Linked DNA regions of Homo sapiens: regions 2 and 3 are each linked to region 1. A link is a loop called in an ENCODE intact Hi-C map of the cell type or tissue named here. Cell type or tissue: ascending aorta. All regions are shown on one strand. Each heading gives the region's core, and the rest is flanking DNA. Links, peaks and the distances in the headings are about the cores only.

Region 1 (5,664 bases), core at 497-4,496:
AGGTCAGATGACCAGGGCTTTCCTGATAGTCAACAACAGGAAGAAGAACGAGATGGGTGTGAGTGTTCAGAAATTTGTTCGTGTCAGCTGAGGAGGTGAAGGCTGGGTGCAGAGTCAGAAGCCAGTTACAAGGACTTGAGATGCACATCTCTCTGTCCATCCTCTGTCATCTCCTTCATGTCAAGGACACTCTCTGACATGAACTTGGGCAACTCTCTTCGTTCACCAGGGCCTCTGTTTCCAAATTCTTTAAAACAGAGATGGTAACTCCAGGACCCTGGCAATGCCAGTAATATACTCTGAAGAGAAACTATGAGAGAACCCCACTTAAAGGGTGGACATCACTGGTGCTCTCTCATTAAGGTTGAGCATTATTGGACAAACCTACCCACATGAAGGTCAGGCTGGGAGGACTGGAGCAGGTTCTTTTTTTTTAGTGAAGAAATTTTCCATTGGGAGCTTCATGGAAATGATGCTTAATGCCTTTACCACTCTGCCTTTCCAAAGGATGTTAGTCTCCCTCGTGAGAGAATCTATGTAATGTACTGGTGACGTAGGCATCATCAAGGCCTATTATGTCCATTTCCCAGATGACGGACATCCCATTGGAGATGGCAGTGATTGGCAGAAAAATTACAGGCAAAGGCTAGGTCAGAACTCTGAAGCCTGAATTCTGCCCTGAAGGTCATGGCTCTTCTCCAGCAGTAGCTCCAATACAGGCTTCTCAAGTTTACCCAACTCTAGCGCTAACCAGCTCTTCAGAGTCCTTTCTCTCCAATAGTCATCTTTGTGTAAAGAGCCAAAAAGCAAATGTTCCAATTAATGAAAAGGCTCTTCTATAATAGGATTTGTATGAGATCAAAAGGGTTTCTAACTGGGACAGACCTGCAAGCTTGGAGTGCTGTGCTTTTCCAGCATGTGCTGTAATTAATACATACACTGAACATTACATATAATCTGCATATTATTGACCCAATGCACAATTCATATGGTAATGCCATTAATTGCATATTACCTAGGCGGCTTAATGAACATTACATAGGTTTTTAATGGATGTAGTTACTATAATTGAGTTCAATTATATCCCTGCCATGCATATGAGGTCAATAGACTAGCTCGACCCCACAGGGTCTGGGAGAAAGGAAACAGGTGTTTGTAGTGAGGGCAATTTGTGAGCTGGAGCAGAGAGAAGGGAGAGGCCAAGGGCCAGAGATGACTTGCTTGGCTGGGCCCTTTTTAGGGCCCGGATAGTGGTACACAAAGCTGGGTAAACAGCAGGCAGTCTATGCACAAAGGCAGGATCTCCTGCTTGCCCCTCTGCTGTGGGTTTGGAACAGGGCACCAGACTGGAGCCCTGAAGCCAGCCACGCCCACGCTGTAACAGGACACTTTCTTCTACGCTGACCCAAAGCCAATGGGCAGTTGCATCACTTCCTCTGGCAGAGTGGAGGCCACATGATTCTAGCATCTGGGCTTGCCAGGGATGCAGGGGAGCCCTGCCTGTCCATGATGCTGGCGCAGAAGGCCCTGAGCCTGGTGTTGCTTCTTTTCTCCAAATTCTATGTCTGGAGTGGAAGAGGCAAAGCTGCTGCTCCCATATTCTGGGTGCTCACACCCTCTAAAAGAGATAACCCCATGTGGACAGAGAACTAGGGAGTGAAGAGGCATCAGAGTTCCTCATACTTCCCTTCCTAAAAAAGAGAAAGGTGACTCAGAGATGACAAACACCTGCCATAAACTAGGCACTGCTGATGTTACCTACTTTACCCTCCACTGGATTTCTCCCATTTGGTTAAAGTGATACTAAATCTTCAGAGAGGTTAGAAATTTTCCCAAGGACACACACACACACACACACACACATACACATGCACACACAACACAACACAACACAACACACACAGAACTTGTTGAAGGTGGGGTCAGAATTTGAACTCAGGTCAGTCTCACCCCAAAGTTTACAGCACCCAATTACTCCAGGCTGCTTTGTTGCAACTTTGCTGTGTTCCTAGTTTTGAAGGCCACTCCAGAAGGGGTAAAATAATGATGAAAAGGAAAGTTTGATGCAGATATCAGGATAGAAAGAAAAGAAGAAAATGAATGATTTTTTTTAAAATCACAGAGAGAGAATTTGATTTTTCCAGTAACCTTCTTGCAAAGTATACATTTGCATGTCTCTTTTTCTGCCTGTCTTTCCACTCTCATTGACCGCTGATTTGCTAAGTTGGGCTGGCCAGGAATACACTTTCTATTTAGAAAGCAAATGCGGCCAGATTTGGGCCCCGGCCTAGGAGCTGACTCACTTTTGCTGGGATGACACATTCACTGCGCATGTTTCACAATTTTCAGAAACACCAGATTTATTTCTGTCAATACCCAGAGCCCCACTTCGCTGTCCACCTAAGGCCACACACTGAGGCGTTGCTATTTTTTTCCCTGGGGCCTAAATGGATGGGAAGACTTCCCATGCCTGAAACATCACCCTCATTTGTAAGGAGAGAAAGTCTGGCCAAGAATTGCAGTGTTTTTAACCAGAATTTGGCTGGCTTTCAATAGCTTTATGCCAAAGCTGTACCAGCCAGAGAGATGGCTGTGAGTGTGTGTGTGTGTGTGTGTGTGGAGGCGGGGGGGGGGGGGGTGAGGCTTGAAAACAAGGCAAAAAAGGAAGGAAAAAAAAACACGCAGACAGCAGAGAGGAAAGGAGAGAATAGGAGAGAATGAGGGTTGATTAAGTTTGGCAAGGAAGAAAAGAGAAGGAAGAGAGGGAGTTTAAAAAGAGAAAGGCAGCAAGAGAAATAACAAAGGAAGAATCAGGAGAGAGAAGGAGAGATTAACTTACTTTAACTAATCAACTACTATGAGAATGCCAAGCATTGTTGGGGATGCTTCTGCACACCACCTCATCTAATTCTCACAACCACCTTGTGGGTACACATAATGAAGCTTCATTGTTATTAATAAAGAAGTAGGGGGCTCAGGAAGTTGGAACCCTTTGCCCTGAGGCTATACTGATAATACAGGGCAGAGGGATTTGGACCTCCCATCTCTGACTTTTAAAAGCTTGGAGGACTCTGCTTGCCATCAGGGAGCTTCATGGGAGGCCCTGTGATCTGGATGGTCCGTGACAGTCTCCTCTAAGGGGGTTGTTTACACACTTAGACACTAAGAGCTTAAGACTTGAAGGGACTGCTACATATACAAAGCTCTGGATTCAGAGCTATCTGGAAACTTTCTCCAGGGTAAATAAAAACAACCACTTCAACAATGTTGCCAATGAATCTCTCTCCAAAAAAGAAAAGGAAAGGAAAAGGGAAAGTGATGCTATTTTTTCCCCCTCCAAAGTAAAGGTTACAACAACATTTTCTTTGAGCTGATGTGAGAGCAGCCAGCAGACATTTCTTTGGTAACCATCTCCATGTGTCTGTGTGGAAAGTACCTTGCAGTGACTAAGCGTTCGTTGAGGTGATTCACTTGTCACTGCGCTTGGGGACTTTGGACTAGTCCTGGCAGCTGCAAAGTTATTTTCATCGGCTTCTGACCCAGGCCCTCCCTGCAGGGCACAGGTGCCTGAGAATGTACCCCTGTCTCTGCTCACAAGGTGAGCAAGGGGGGCTGGAAGACAAGCTCTCTCTGGACTCCTGGCAAGACTTCTAGAAAGTCCTAGCTGCTAATTTCCTTGGCAGCCTAGGAGTCAAGGGTCTGAGGCAGCACTCAGGGCTTGAAATGAAATGAAGCTCATTTACTGAGCATCTAGGATATGCCAGAAGTTTTCTCTTCATTTGTCTCATTCTTCCTCACAGTAATCCAAATAAATGTTTTCTTTTGTCATTGAAACGGAGACCCTAACAGAGCAAGAGGCCTGACCTTCACACCTATGTAACCCAAGGTCACAGAAATGCTGAGGGGCCATGTGACTCCAGTGAAGCAGGAGTATCCATCCAGCCACAGAGATGGGACCTGTCCAAATGGGACCTGTCTGTTCCAAAGGTTATTCTGCTTGGTAAGTCTGTTTAGATTGCAATATTTTATTAAAATTATATACACATAGAAAAGGGCACCTAGAAGTATACAGGTTGATAAATGTTCACAACCTGAATAGAGCCTATAATTAACACCCAAATCAAAAAGCAGAACATTCCCTCTGGTCACCTGTCTCCAAGATGACTGCCATCAGTTCATTTCCTCCAAGTATATTAATGTCCTTTTCCTGGAGAAGTGGAATTCTTCCTCTTTTCCCCTTGAATTTGGACTGGCTTTAATGACTTCTTTGACCATAGAATGAAGCGGAAATGTTGCTAGGGCTAGATCATAAAAAACCTTGCAGCTTCTCCCTGGGTCTCTTGGAAACCCTCTCCAGGAGCTCTGAAATACTACATAAGAGGTCCAGCTACTCTGAGACTGCCATGTTGGAGAGGCCACATATAGGCACTCCTGTTGACAGTTCCAGTGGAACCCAGACTTCTGGTGATCCCTGACAAAGCAGGAAATTTGTTAGGAGAGTTTTCTTGGACCCTGCAAAGCAGCCCATTTGCCAGCTAAAGACCACTGAGTGACCCCTGTCAAAACCACATGGAGCAAAAGAATCACCCACCTGAGCCCTGACCAAACTTCTGACCCACAAAATCATGAGATATAATGAAATGATTGTTGTTTTAAGCCCCTAAGTTTTGGGGGTAATTTATTAGGCAGTGATAAGAAAAGTAAATATAATCCACCAGCGCAGAAGCCCCCAGTTGACCCTTTCCAGTTATTATGCTCCCTTCAATGGTAACCATGTGTCAACTTCCTCTACCATAGATTGGTTCTGCCTGTTTTTATGGCTTCTATCAATGGAATCATACAATATCTTCTTTTTTTGTGAGCCTGGCTTCTTTGGCTCAATATTATTTTATAAAATTCTTCCCTAATGTTGCATGTAGCTGCAGATTCTCATTCTCATCATTGTAGTCCAATGTGTGACTATATTAATTTATCCATTCTATTATTGATAGACATTTGAGTTGTTTCCAGCTTTTGGCTATTATGAATAACATCGCTATGAACATTTCAGTGTGTGTGCATTTCTGTTTGATATATACATGTGTCTCCATATATATACATGGAGAGAGAGAGATGGGGGTGTGTGTGTGTGTAGATATGTATATAGCTGTGTGTCCACCTATATACATACCTATATCCATCTATATCTGTATCTATATCTATATCTATATCTATATCTATATCTATATATACACACACACACCCCACAGTGTTATAGGTCTCATATATATTAGGTTGGTGTAAAAGTAATTGTGGTTTTTGCCATGACTTTTTTCTCTCTCTCTCTGTCTGTGTATATATATATATATATACATATATATATATACACACACACACACATACACACACACACATACACATTACTTACAAGGTTTTAAACACTTTATTCCCCAGCAATTCCTCTCCTGGGGGTGGTGTGTATGTGTGTGTATATAGGTGTATGATATAGTTTGGCTGTGTTCCCACCCAAATCTCATCTTGAATTATATTTCCCATCATCCCCATGTGTCATGGGAGGGACCTAGTGGGAGGTAATTGAATTATGAGAGTAGTTACCCCCATGCTGCTGTTCTTGTGATAGTGAGTTAGTTCTCATGAGATCTGATGATTTTATAAGGGCCTTTT
Region 2 (5,664 bases), core at 657-4,656, 200 kb before region 1:
GTCGCCCAGGCTGGAGAGCAGTGGCGGGATCTTGGCTCGCTGCAACCTCCGCCTCCCGGGTTCAAGCAGTTCTCCTGCCTCAGCCTCCCAAGTAGCTGGGATTACAGGAGCGCGCCGCCATACCCCGCTTATTTTTATATTTTTAGTAGAGACATGGTTTCTCCACTGTTTCTCTCTTTTTTTTTTCTTTTTCTTTTCTTTTTTTCCTTTTCTGTCAGTGCTTGTTGCTGTGGCTGATATTACCCAGGCAGAAGAAGAACAAATGTCCTTAATTTGCTTCTTCATAAAGGGCTTATACTATTGAGTGCTCCAAGACTTGCTTGCCCCTTGGAAACCATTTGCTGTTTCCTATGTCACTGTCTTCCAAAGAATCCTGTGAAGTAATGCAGGCATACTATGTCCAAAGTGACCAGCTGGGTCAAGGCAAAGTTGAGCTGCTTAATTGGCTGTTCCAGTTTTTCTTCTATCACAGATCATCCATGATACCAGCCAAAAGCAACTCTGCTGCCCATTTGAGCAAGGGCATTGAAGCTCACAAAAGGCTCATGAAGTTAACAGCACACAAAGGGCTTTCATATCTCTTACCTTAACAATCCCTAGCAGGGGAGGCCATCCTGTTATTTGTCACTGAGGCTGGAGTGCAACGGCACGATCTTGCCTCACTGCAACCTCTGCCTCCTGGGTTCAAGCGATTCTCCTGCCTCAGCCTCCCAAGTAGCTGGGACTACAGGATCCCACCATCATGCCTGGCTAATTTTTGTATTTTTAGTAGAGATGGGATTTCACCGTGTTGGTCAGGCTGGTCTCGAACTCCTGACCTCAGGTGATCCGCCTGCCTTGGCCTTCCAAAGTGCTCGGATTACAGGTGTGAGCCACTGTGCCCACTCCATCCTGTTATTTGCATTAACCATTGCGTATAGATGAGGAAACTGAGTTCTAGAGACTACACAGAGCTAGTAAGTGACACAGTAAGAATTACAGTCTTACCGTGAATTATGAATCCAAGTTTAATCCATGCTTTTTCCAGTACACCATGCCTTTACCCCCCTCCCTGACAAAAAATAGCTATGAAACATTCAGCAACCCTGAAATTGTTGATTTACTGTAGTGCTCCCTCCTAGGATAATGCACCTTATAGATCTGTTTTCCAGGCACCATTTGAGCATCTGGCAAATGGGAGGATCTTTCCTCATGGCAGCTGGAAACCAGCAAGTAAAACATTTACCAGGTTATTGACATAATGAGTCTGGGTGTTTGTTTAGGTATCAGGCAGTTATTGATTGCTTTTTAACACTGTTTTGAAATGAAAATAAATGTGAGAATAAGCCCCTAAATGGCCCTAATAGAATGTCAAGACTAATCAATACTTGAGTATGATAAATTTATAATCCTGGGAGGGACTGCTGAGGGGAACCATTAGTTCTGTCTGACTGCATAATGGGGTTGGGGGCTTACAGGATGGGAAGGCTTTTAGGAGGCCTCTGAGGAGGAACCAGAGGAGGGGGCAAGGGCAGGGGTTAGTCAGTAGATGAAGAATCAGGAACTTCTTGCGGATGGTCTCATGTCAGTTACAGGACTCTTTGTTGTTGATACCCAAGGGCAACAGCATATTTTAGCCACTTTAAATGAGGTTGCCTTCTAAGAAAGGAACTATCAACTAGGATGAAACCAGAGATATGCAAATCTCTGGTAAAGACAGAACAGCTGACTAGATCAAGGCCCTCCACAATTTTAGCATTTCTAAAGAAAGATTGCGTCCATCTAATGGAGGCTGGAGTCATTCCTGGAATTTTGGAAAATAGGAACTATTATTGATGGGGACTTGGAGTCTTTCTCTATTAAAGTACTAATTTTTAGATCACATGACCATAACATAGGACCCTTCAAGACTGTAATGTGGCTTCTCAAGGGCCGGTCTGTCTACAGGGAGAACTTCTCCCAGTCCTGCCCATGGGGGCCAGGAGCCTGCTGAAGCTGGGAACCTGTGGGAGCAGTTAGTGGGCAAGAAAAGCTCGGGAGGACGAAGTGAGCATCAGCTGTAAGGAGGAAGGAGGAAGGAAACCAGACTGACAACTGGGTTTGATCAACCAAAGATCACAGTGACCTTGTTAAGAACTGTTTTGGGAGTAGGATGGGCCTGATGCCAGTTTTGAAGCTGTGCAGGGAGAGCTAAGGCCATAACTGGAGGGGAAGTCGGGTGAAAGGATTACTTATTTTTTAATTTTTCAGTGTGAGAAACCTGGGCATGTTTGGATGTTGACAGGAAGGGCTGGTGGAAAGAGTTGATTGCAGACACCTTAGGGAGAGGAGTTGTTGGTTAGTGTGATGCTCCTGGGCAGATGGATGGGGAGGTGGCAGACTTAGGTGAAAGGAAGAAGGGAGGCAGGCCCAGAAGTGTGGATGAGGAACACTGGGACTGTAGGATGGGGTCTTCTTTGCTCAGGGTGAATGAGCCTGTTTGGGGTGCATGAGGCTGTTAGTTTGAGGAAGGGGTGGAGGGGCTTAGAACCCATTGTTGAGAGAAATGTGAGGAAGTGTCTCCAACAGGGGAGAGAAAAAGGCTTCCTAAAGTACGTTTCAGGCCCAGCATGAGCCCCCTCTCCCCAGTTCATCTGTAAGGGCCAGCCTCTGCCAAGAAACACAATGTCTCTCTGTCATCAATGATGCAACCGTGAGTAAGAGGCACTGAATCCTGTTTCCGACATAAAAATGAAAGTGATATAAGACACAGAGCCATTGTGAAATCTAGACAAATCTTTAACTATTTGTCATTTAGCACATTGCTTTGCTCACCCTGTGTCTTCGTTTTCCCAAAGGTGGACAACTCACTGAGGGCCCTCAGCCCTTCCTCAGCTCACAAGCGGGACCTCAGGTCTATAAACAGTTTCAGGAGGAAAGGGAAGCAGAATGAGGAAACGAGGCTCCAATGCCAAGCATTGGGGAGCCCGGAAAGACCACATTTCCAAGAATTCCAGGCCCGGAAGTAGGAGCTGGTGAGCGCTTCTTTAAGTCAACCCATTAGGTATCAATAAGATGAACAGGACAATTACTCTGGGGTCAGTTACTCCCCTTCCAGAAGGAATCTTCACTGTGGCTTACTCATTGCTAGCAGGAATCCTTTAAATGCCAAGCTTCCTAGTGCGTTTCATTAGGATTTTAATGTTCACAAACACAATTCCAGGATCATCTCCTGGGCATAATTAACAGGGCCAATTGGATGAGCCACTTTTCTTGGAGGTAGCTTGAGACTGGAATAGGGTTCTTATGCCTAGAGATGTAGAGGAAGAACTTTTTTTGAACTAGAAACTCCCTTCTCTAACAGGTGGATTTGTGACCTTCCCCTTCCCAAGACTTGCTTTGGGCTTGGGTAGAAGGAGAGCAGATTCCCAGAGATGGTCCTGGTTTATGGAAAAGGCATGAGCACAGTCCAGGAATGGATACTGTTGGTGACAGCAAATTAGAAATCCTAGCTGGAGGGTGAGCTGTGGTAGCAAGAGGAAGTTGTACATTTTATTTAGACTGGATTTGTGACATGCTGGCAGCATGTGAAAAATAACAGATAACGTAGATTTGTACATGCCATCTCGGGGGCTGGCATTGCAGTGGAGAAGGGAGGGCCAAAATGCCAGGATCCCAGTTCCACCAGTTTTGACAGTGTAACTTTTGGCTATTGTTTCTCTCATCTGGGAAAGGTCATAATAATACCCTGAGGGTCACTCCAAAGATTGGAATAATTTAATTTGAAGTTCTGTGCAAATTAAGGGACCCATTACAAACATTAACTTTCTTGAAAAAAATCTGTATTATTTTATCATTATTGTTGTTTTCTTTTGTAGAGACAGGGTCTCACTATATTACCCAGGCTGGTCACATACTCCTGGCCTCAAGCAATCCTCCCACTTTGGCCTCCCAAAGTACTGGCATTACAGGAGTGAGCCACCACACCCAGGCTTAATTCTTATAGGCAGAGGCTACACATAAGTATAAGCTTTTAAGAATTGAGGTGTGGACAACATTCATTTATTCTTAAAACTTTTTTTTTTTTTTTTTTTTTTGGAGATGGAGTCTTGCTCTGTCACCCAGGCTGGAGTGTAGTGGCCCGATCTCAGCTCACTGCAACCTCTGCCTCCTGGGTTCAAGTGATTCTCCTGCCTTAGCCTCCTGAGTAGTTGGGATTACAGGCACCCGCCACCATGCCCGGCCAATTTTTGCATTTTTAGTAGAGATGAAATTTCACTATGTTGGCCAGGCTGGTCTCGAACTCCTGACCTCAGGTGATCTGCCTGCCTCAGCCTCCCAAAGTGCTGGGTTTGCAGGTGTGAGCCACTGTGCTGGCCATATTCTTCAAAATTCTGATGTCACTCCGTATGTAGGAGGTACCATGCCAGATGCTTGGGATACATAAACAGTAAGATATAAATCTCTGCCCTGAAAATGCCAAGCATACTGGGGGAGGTGGAAAGCAGTGATCTCAATAAAATATAGTATAATTTGAGCATCCTTAATTCAAAAATTCAAAATCTGAAACTTTTTTTTTTTTTTTTTTGAGATGGAGGCTCGCTCTGTCGCCCAGGGTACAGGGCAGTGGCACAATCTCAGCTCACTGCAACCTCTTCCTCCTGGATTCATGCAATTCTCCTGCCTCAGCCTCCTGAGTAGCTGGGATTACAGGCATGCGCCACCTGTAATTTTTGTATTTTTCGTAGAGATGGGGTTTTGCCACGTTGGCCTGGCTGGTCTCGAGCTCCTGACCTCAGGTGATCCACCCGTCTTGGCCTCCCGAAGTGCTAGGATTACAGGTGTGAGCGACCATGCCTGGCCAAGATCAGAAACTTTTTGAGTGCCATCGTAACACCACAAGTGGAAAATTCCACACCTGACCTAATATGATAGGTCGCAGTCAAAACTATTTCTTGCACAAAATTGTTAAAAATTTTGTATAGAATTGCCATAGGCTATGTGTATAAGGTGTATATGAAACATAAATGAATTTTGTGTTTAGACTTGGGTCTCATCCCCAAGATATCTCATTATGTGTATGCAAATATTCCCAAATCTTAAATCCAAAACACTTCTGGTCTCAAGCATTTCAAATGAGGGATACTCAACCCATATGTGTTGTGAGAGCGAGGGGTAAAAGATGCACTCTGGTTTTGGGATGGGATTCCCGTGTGACCAGAGCTGACTTTTGAGCAGGCTCATTGGAGGCTGAGGAGGGAAGAAAGGCATTGCAGGTAGAGGCCGGGCACGGTGGCTCACGCCTGTAATCCCAGCACTTTGGGAGGCTGAGGCAGGCGGATCACCAGGTCAGGAGATTGAGACCATCCTGGCTAACACAGTGAAACCCCGTCTCCACTAAAAATACAAAAATTTAGCTGGGCATGGTGGTGGGTGCCTGTAGACCCAGCTACTCGGGAGGCTGAGGCAGGAGAATGGTGTGAACCCGGGAGGCGGAGCTTGCAGTGAGCCGAGATCACACCACTGCACTCCAGCCTGGGCGATAGAGCGAGACAAAAAAAAAATAAAAAAGGCATTGCAGATAGATGCAGCTGCATGAGGCATGGAACAGGATGGGCCATGGAACTCCTGGCCTCAAGTGATCCGATTGCCCTCGGCCTCCCTAAGTGCTGGAATTACAGGCGTGAGCCACCACACCTGGCCATA
Region 3 (5,664 bases), core at 657-4,656, 390 kb after region 1:
TATGAGTCGGTCATGGTTCTAGATGGTTTAGATACACACATTAGCCAAGTTAAGTAACGCTAGCTGCTATGTAAACCACCTCTATAACCTCAGCAGGTTAACACAATAGACCTGCTCACAGGTCTTGCTCACATAATGGTCAATATTTCTTGCTCACATAATGGTTCAGTGTAGGCTGGGCGATGCAACTGGGTAGCTCTCCTCCAGGCAATAAGTCAGGTATCCAGGTGTGTGAATCTGCCATGCAGGTGGGGGACACGGTGCATGGAAGATTATATTAAACCTTTCATGGTCAAGGCTAGAAATGTCATACAACACTCTGTCGACATTCAATTGGCCAGCACCCAGGCGCATGGCTCTGAAGAGGCTATTAAATGAGCTGCCTTTATGTGTCCAAGAACAAGAAATGAGGTTGATGAGCTACATTCTGCCTCACAGTCCGTCCGATCTCTTTCCTGGTTGGGTTTACATCAACTATCTCTTTTCCTGGCTTTCAGGCAGCCCATGATTGGTTGAGCCTATCTTTGCTTCAAAGTGATAAAGGCAGTCCTGTTGAGTGGGACCTGGCTGAATTTAATGACAGACTATCACAACCTGAACCTGAATACTTTGGCAAGACGTGACATTTCCATTCATTTATATGGCAGAGCATGGACTATCCACCTGTAAGGGCAGGCCACTTCCAGTCACTCTCAAAGGGTCTCTATTTCTAAATTCTTGTAATATTTTATGCTATCCTCTATAGACTGACATAATCTACTTGCTTACATGTTCCTTTTTTCTGGAAGGCCTTCTGTCATTCCATAAACTGGTACAAATATCTTGTCTGGGTGCATTTCTTTCTTCTTGAACCTTCCGCACCGTAACATCCTTTACATTTTATTGTCATTTAACCTTTTGATCTTTGAGATAGACAAGGGAAGGGACCGTGTCTTGAGCACATATTTCTTTATTCTTAGCATCTAATACATTACATAAAATGTTAAAGCCACTGAAATGTTTTTATTTAATTAATCGTTTATTTACTTAATTTAGTATTATTTCTTGAATGCTGACTGACTGAATGAATGATTGAAAAATGAAGAAAAGCCAGGTATGGTGGCACTCATCTATACTTCCAGCTACTCAGAAGGCTGAGACAAGAGGATAGCTTGTAGTCAGGAGCAGGAGGCTACAATGAGCTCCGATGGAGCCTATTAATAGCCACTGCACTCCAGCTTGGGTAACATAGCAAGGCCCTGTCTCTAAAAAGATAAACAAATAAAAATTTAGAAAATAAATAAAGAAGATTAAGAGAGTGTAGAGTTGTCATTCAGCCTGCTTTAAAGTTTCCAGACTAGCTTTGGAATTTAGAGGAAAGAAATGAAAACCTCTGGATGGCTTATTGATTCTCTGCAACAGTTTGGTGGTGAATCCAAGATTTTTATTGCCATTTAGTGGATAAGAACACTGAGGTCAACATCATACTGTGGGTCAGTAGAAGAGATGACATTTCAACTTGCATCTCTCTGGCTTGAGCCCCTGTTCTTTCCTCTCATGAGACCTCATTGCCTCCCTTCTGGTGAGTGAAGGAGTATGATACCCTTTCTACTTGTGTAGTTCTTTAGGGTGTCCCAGGCATGTCACAGCCAGAACCTCACTGGTGCTGGCATGGCAGCTATCACTGGGAGGATGCACTGAGCCCCTGCTTTGTGACAGAGCCAGCTGCCCAAGGCACAGCCAACAGCTTCTAATCAAAGGGAATTCTGAAGAAAAAAAAAAACCTTCAGCAATCTTCTGGGGATTCTTCCTATCAAAGTCCCTGGCAATAAATAATACATGAAAAGAGATCCGCTCATGCGAAGGTGGACTTCAAAGCGGGTGGGGTAACAGTGCTCAAACCCACCACTTGGCGTCTGTGCTGTCTGCTCATTCCAGAAGTTAATTCACAGAGAATAGCATGAGGGAATGCCTGCCTCCCTGCAGCTGATTCATGGGAACTCCGAGCCTGCATTAACAGGAGGGAAGGGCAGCTTGCTAGTCTTTCAAGAGCATTTTCCCAGCCCCAAGCCTTAGAGCTAGGCCTTGGACTGCTGCTGTGACATGTGTTCTGAGCTAGTCCCAAACAAGCACAAACACAATAGCCTCCACTGATCAATGCAGCAGGGCTGAAGGATGGAATCCAAAGCATGAACCCTGAGAACAGAAAGTCCCAGCACTCGCTCTGTGCAAGTTGCCATGAACTCCAGCCATGCATCCTGTGGCCAAGGATGGGTGGCCCCCGAGCAGGAAACTCTTTGGCAGCCTCCACTGCGTGCTTTGCCTGCTGACAAGAGCACACCCTGGCCTTGGTTATTGCCCTTATAAAACAGCTCAAGGAGGATGTGAGCCAAACGTTTTAAATGTGCCTGGAAGAAAAATGTTAACTATGAATCCACGCGGTAGAACAGTACAGTACAACTGCAACAACACGCAGCACTGCTCTCAGAGAAGGGGCCAAGGAGGAAACTGCAACTGTTGCCCAGGTTTCCTGTGGCTTTTCCTTTTCCTCTCTCTGGGGCCAGGGCTGCTCTGAAACCCACTTTGCAACAGAATCTGAGAAATGGGTGCTTTTGTGGCTGTAATTAGAGTCATAGAATTTACAGAATTTTCCCTATTAGGGGAGACTTTAATCCTCCAGTTTGCATGTAAATAGAGACAGAAATTGAAGCTTATAGAGGTCATCATCAAGGTCTATCCTTTCTTACTGAAATTCATTTTGCCTGTTTCCAATCCACATTTTGCAAAAGAAAGTTAATGCATGTAGGATGTCTTTCATAATCGGTACCTATTATCTATCAGGTAATGTCTTAGGTATTTTTCCCATAGCTTATTGAATCTCCAGTACAGCCTTAGAAAGAAATATTATTACCTATATATTAAACAGAAAGAAATAAAAATTGTAGGTGTGTATGTTCCAATACCGGCAAGTACTGGAACAAGCATTAGATCCCTAGTGTCCCTGACCCCAGAACCTCTGTTCTTTTCATTGTGCTAAAATGCCACTCAAGTGTCATTTAAGAGACACATAAGTGTCACTTACACATAAGTGTCTCATATCTCTGGGCTACTGATATCCATTTTTTCTCTAATAACTCTAATAAAGATATTCAATGGAGGTAATCAGAATGATCTTTGAGTACTTCCATCAGGATAAAACCTATTTTGTCCTACCTCATGTTGAAATACCAGAAGCACCGTAGGAAAAAGGACAAGAATGCCCACCAGTGGCATTAACATTTTTTTTTTTTACACTTCAGCCAATAAAATAGAGCAAAACTTAGAAAACTAAAGCAAGAATCCTGCTTTATTTGATAATTGATTGTATAGTGTAAAACTAAGAAAAAATAGCTGTAAAAACTCATAGAACTACTAAGAGAGCTCAGTAAATTAGCCAAATAAAATTTAAAATCAAATCGATGACTTTTCTACATAACAGCAATCTCCATTTAAAAGACACAATGGAAAAAGATCGATTATACTTGTATTAATATATACACCTAAGTACTTTAACAAAATTGTGTGATCTATTTAAATGAAACCACAGAGTTTTACAGAGACTCAAAAGAAAATTTTACAAAATCAAGAAAGGTTTTAAGTTTCCAGATGAGATGCATGAACAAGGATGCCAGATCTTCCCAAATTAATACATAAATTTATCATGATAGTAATAAGGTTTTTACATTAAAAACATCGTTGTAGAGTTATTCAGAAAAGACTGAACAGATGAGTAAAATAGCTAAGAACACATATAAAACAAGAGAAAGAAACGAGAGAGTTTGTCCATCGAAAGATATATAATATTGCAATCATTAAAACAGGATTATACTATCACAAGACTGGATAGATCTACCAGTGGAACAAGACAGAAAGTTCTAGAATGATCATACAATGATCTGGAACTTAATATATGATAATAATGGAAGTAGCAATATTCAATGCAAAATTCAAAGGTATAATATTCACCATATAATACTAGCAAAAGTGGCTAAAAATATGGAAAGAAATAAACATTTACTTAATCCTAATATCACATATCTACCAATTCAAATTCCATATGCCTTACAGATTTATGTGAAAACAAAGAAAACAATTATTAAAATATGAAAATTACAGTAAATATTTAAATTATCTTGAAAGCAGGAAATAACTTCTTCAAACTTTTATTTTAGGTTCAGGGGTGTATGTGCAGGTTTGTTACACAGGTAAACCTGTGTCACAGGGGTTTGTTGTATACAGAAATAATTTCTAAATATAAAATAAATGCAAAAAATCAGAAATAACACAAGTCACAAAAAAAGACACTGCAAAAAAAATACAAAAGAAGAAAAATGTGAAATTAGAAAAGCATTTTCAATGAATAAAAACAAGAGTGTAATACTTTTATATATATATAGATGTATGTGTGTGTCTGCATATATATAAATACATCTCAGAAATCATTTTTAAACAATTTCCAATACCCATTAGCATAATCATACTAGTAGCTATGCCTTAGCCCGTTCTCACCAAGCGGAAACATTCACCTGGATGCTCTGTATTTATCATTTCATATAAGTTTCACACGACGGCATTGGGTTATTTATGCACACAAAATGAGAATGCTAAGACAGGCAATGGTTATTTGCAGAAGGTCACACCACTGGGCCAAAAAAGAAAGAAAAAATCAAAACCAGATACATCTGTCTATAAAGGTCTTACTTCTAAACATGACCCTATATAAAAGTGGCCAAAAGTGATGAGTACCTATGTCAAAGAGGAAGAAAAGTATTTGGTTAACAAACATTTGATTAGTGTTTAGTCTGCCAGTATTCAACATTAAGAGACACCATTTTTAACTATCAAATTAACCCCAAAAATGAGAAATAACAACAAGACCAATCAATGTTGGTGAAGCATTAGCAAAGACGTGGAATCAACTTAGGTGCCCATCAACAGGGTACTGGACACAGAAAATGCGGTACATATACATGATGGAATATTATGCAGCCATAAAAAAGAATGAAATCATGCCCTTAGCAGCAACATAGGTGCAGCTGGAGGCCATTATTCTAAGTGAATTAACACAGGAACAAGAAACCAAATACCGTGTGTTCTCTTGTATACGTGGGAGCTAAACACTGGGTCCTCATGGACATAAAGGTAGTAACAATAGACACTGGGGACTAGTAGAGGGAGAGAGAGGCAAGGGGGCAGAATTTGAAAATCTACCTATTGGGTACTGTGCTCACTATATGGCTGGTAGGATCAATCATAGCCCAAACTTAGCATGATGCAATGTACTCATGTAGCAAACCTGCATGTGTACCCTTTGAATCTAAAATAAAAGTTGAAATTATTTAAAAAAAAAATACTAGTAAAGGTGAATTCCACATAGCTGCAGAGTCAAAAATGCACACACCTTTCTGGAAAAGAATTTGGCAATATACATCAAAAGTCCTTAAAAATGTTCTTACTGAATAACTCTGCTTCTAGGAATGTACACTGAGGAAACCATCAGAGAAACTCATTCAAATGTATTCACAAGGAAATTCACTGAAGGCCTATTTATAAATTTACTTAAAGAATTGAAAGTAAAATTAGTGAAAATGTAAAGTATCCAGAATATGGGTGTGGTGGGCTGAATAATCCCCCTCATCCCCCAAA

What was found. A loop is a pair of places that touch in the nucleus more often than their neighbours do. Peaks named below come from ENCODE experiments on the same cell type or tissue, not always from the same donor. Only the 100,000 strongest peaks of a DNase experiment are listed, where the experiment ranks them.
Region 2: it touches region 1 in a loop (2.3-fold over the local background); 5 of 110 quality-filtered maps call a loop at or near these places.
Region 3: it touches region 1 in a loop (4-fold over the local background); 10 of 110 quality-filtered maps call a loop at or near these places.

The regions. Positions count from the first base shown.
Region 1 is chr9:107,748,552-107,754,215 of GRCh38, forward strand. LOC105376208 (a long non-coding RNA gene) reads left to right here. Exons shown (of 7, transcript XR_930229.2): 2 at 3,840-4,000. Among named protein-coding and RNA genes, the nearest start is that of KLF4, 260 kb to the left of the region's middle. RefSeq lists enhancers at 2,601-3,328, 3,370-3,469. In ascending aorta, for the core only: no CTCF peak of the experiment used is centred there; DNase peaks (open chromatin) are centred at 1,420, 2,340 and 3,480; H3K27ac peaks cover 4,000 bases.
Region 2 is chr9:107,545,844-107,551,507 of GRCh38, forward strand. No RefSeq gene overlaps it. Among named protein-coding and RNA genes, the nearest start is that of KLF4, 59 kb to the left of the region's middle. In ascending aorta, for the core only: no CTCF peak of the experiment used is centred there; a DNase peak (open chromatin) is centred at 2,658; H3K4me3 peaks cover 632 bases; H3K27ac peaks cover 670 bases.
Region 3 is chr9:108,140,656-108,146,319 of GRCh38, forward strand. All of the region lies in intron 4 of LOC105376214 (a long non-coding RNA gene), which reads right to left. Among named protein-coding and RNA genes, the nearest start is that of KLF4, 650 kb to the left of the region's middle. In ascending aorta, for the core only: no CTCF peak of the experiment used is centred there; a DNase peak (open chromatin) is centred at 2,246; H3K27ac peaks cover 1,792 bases.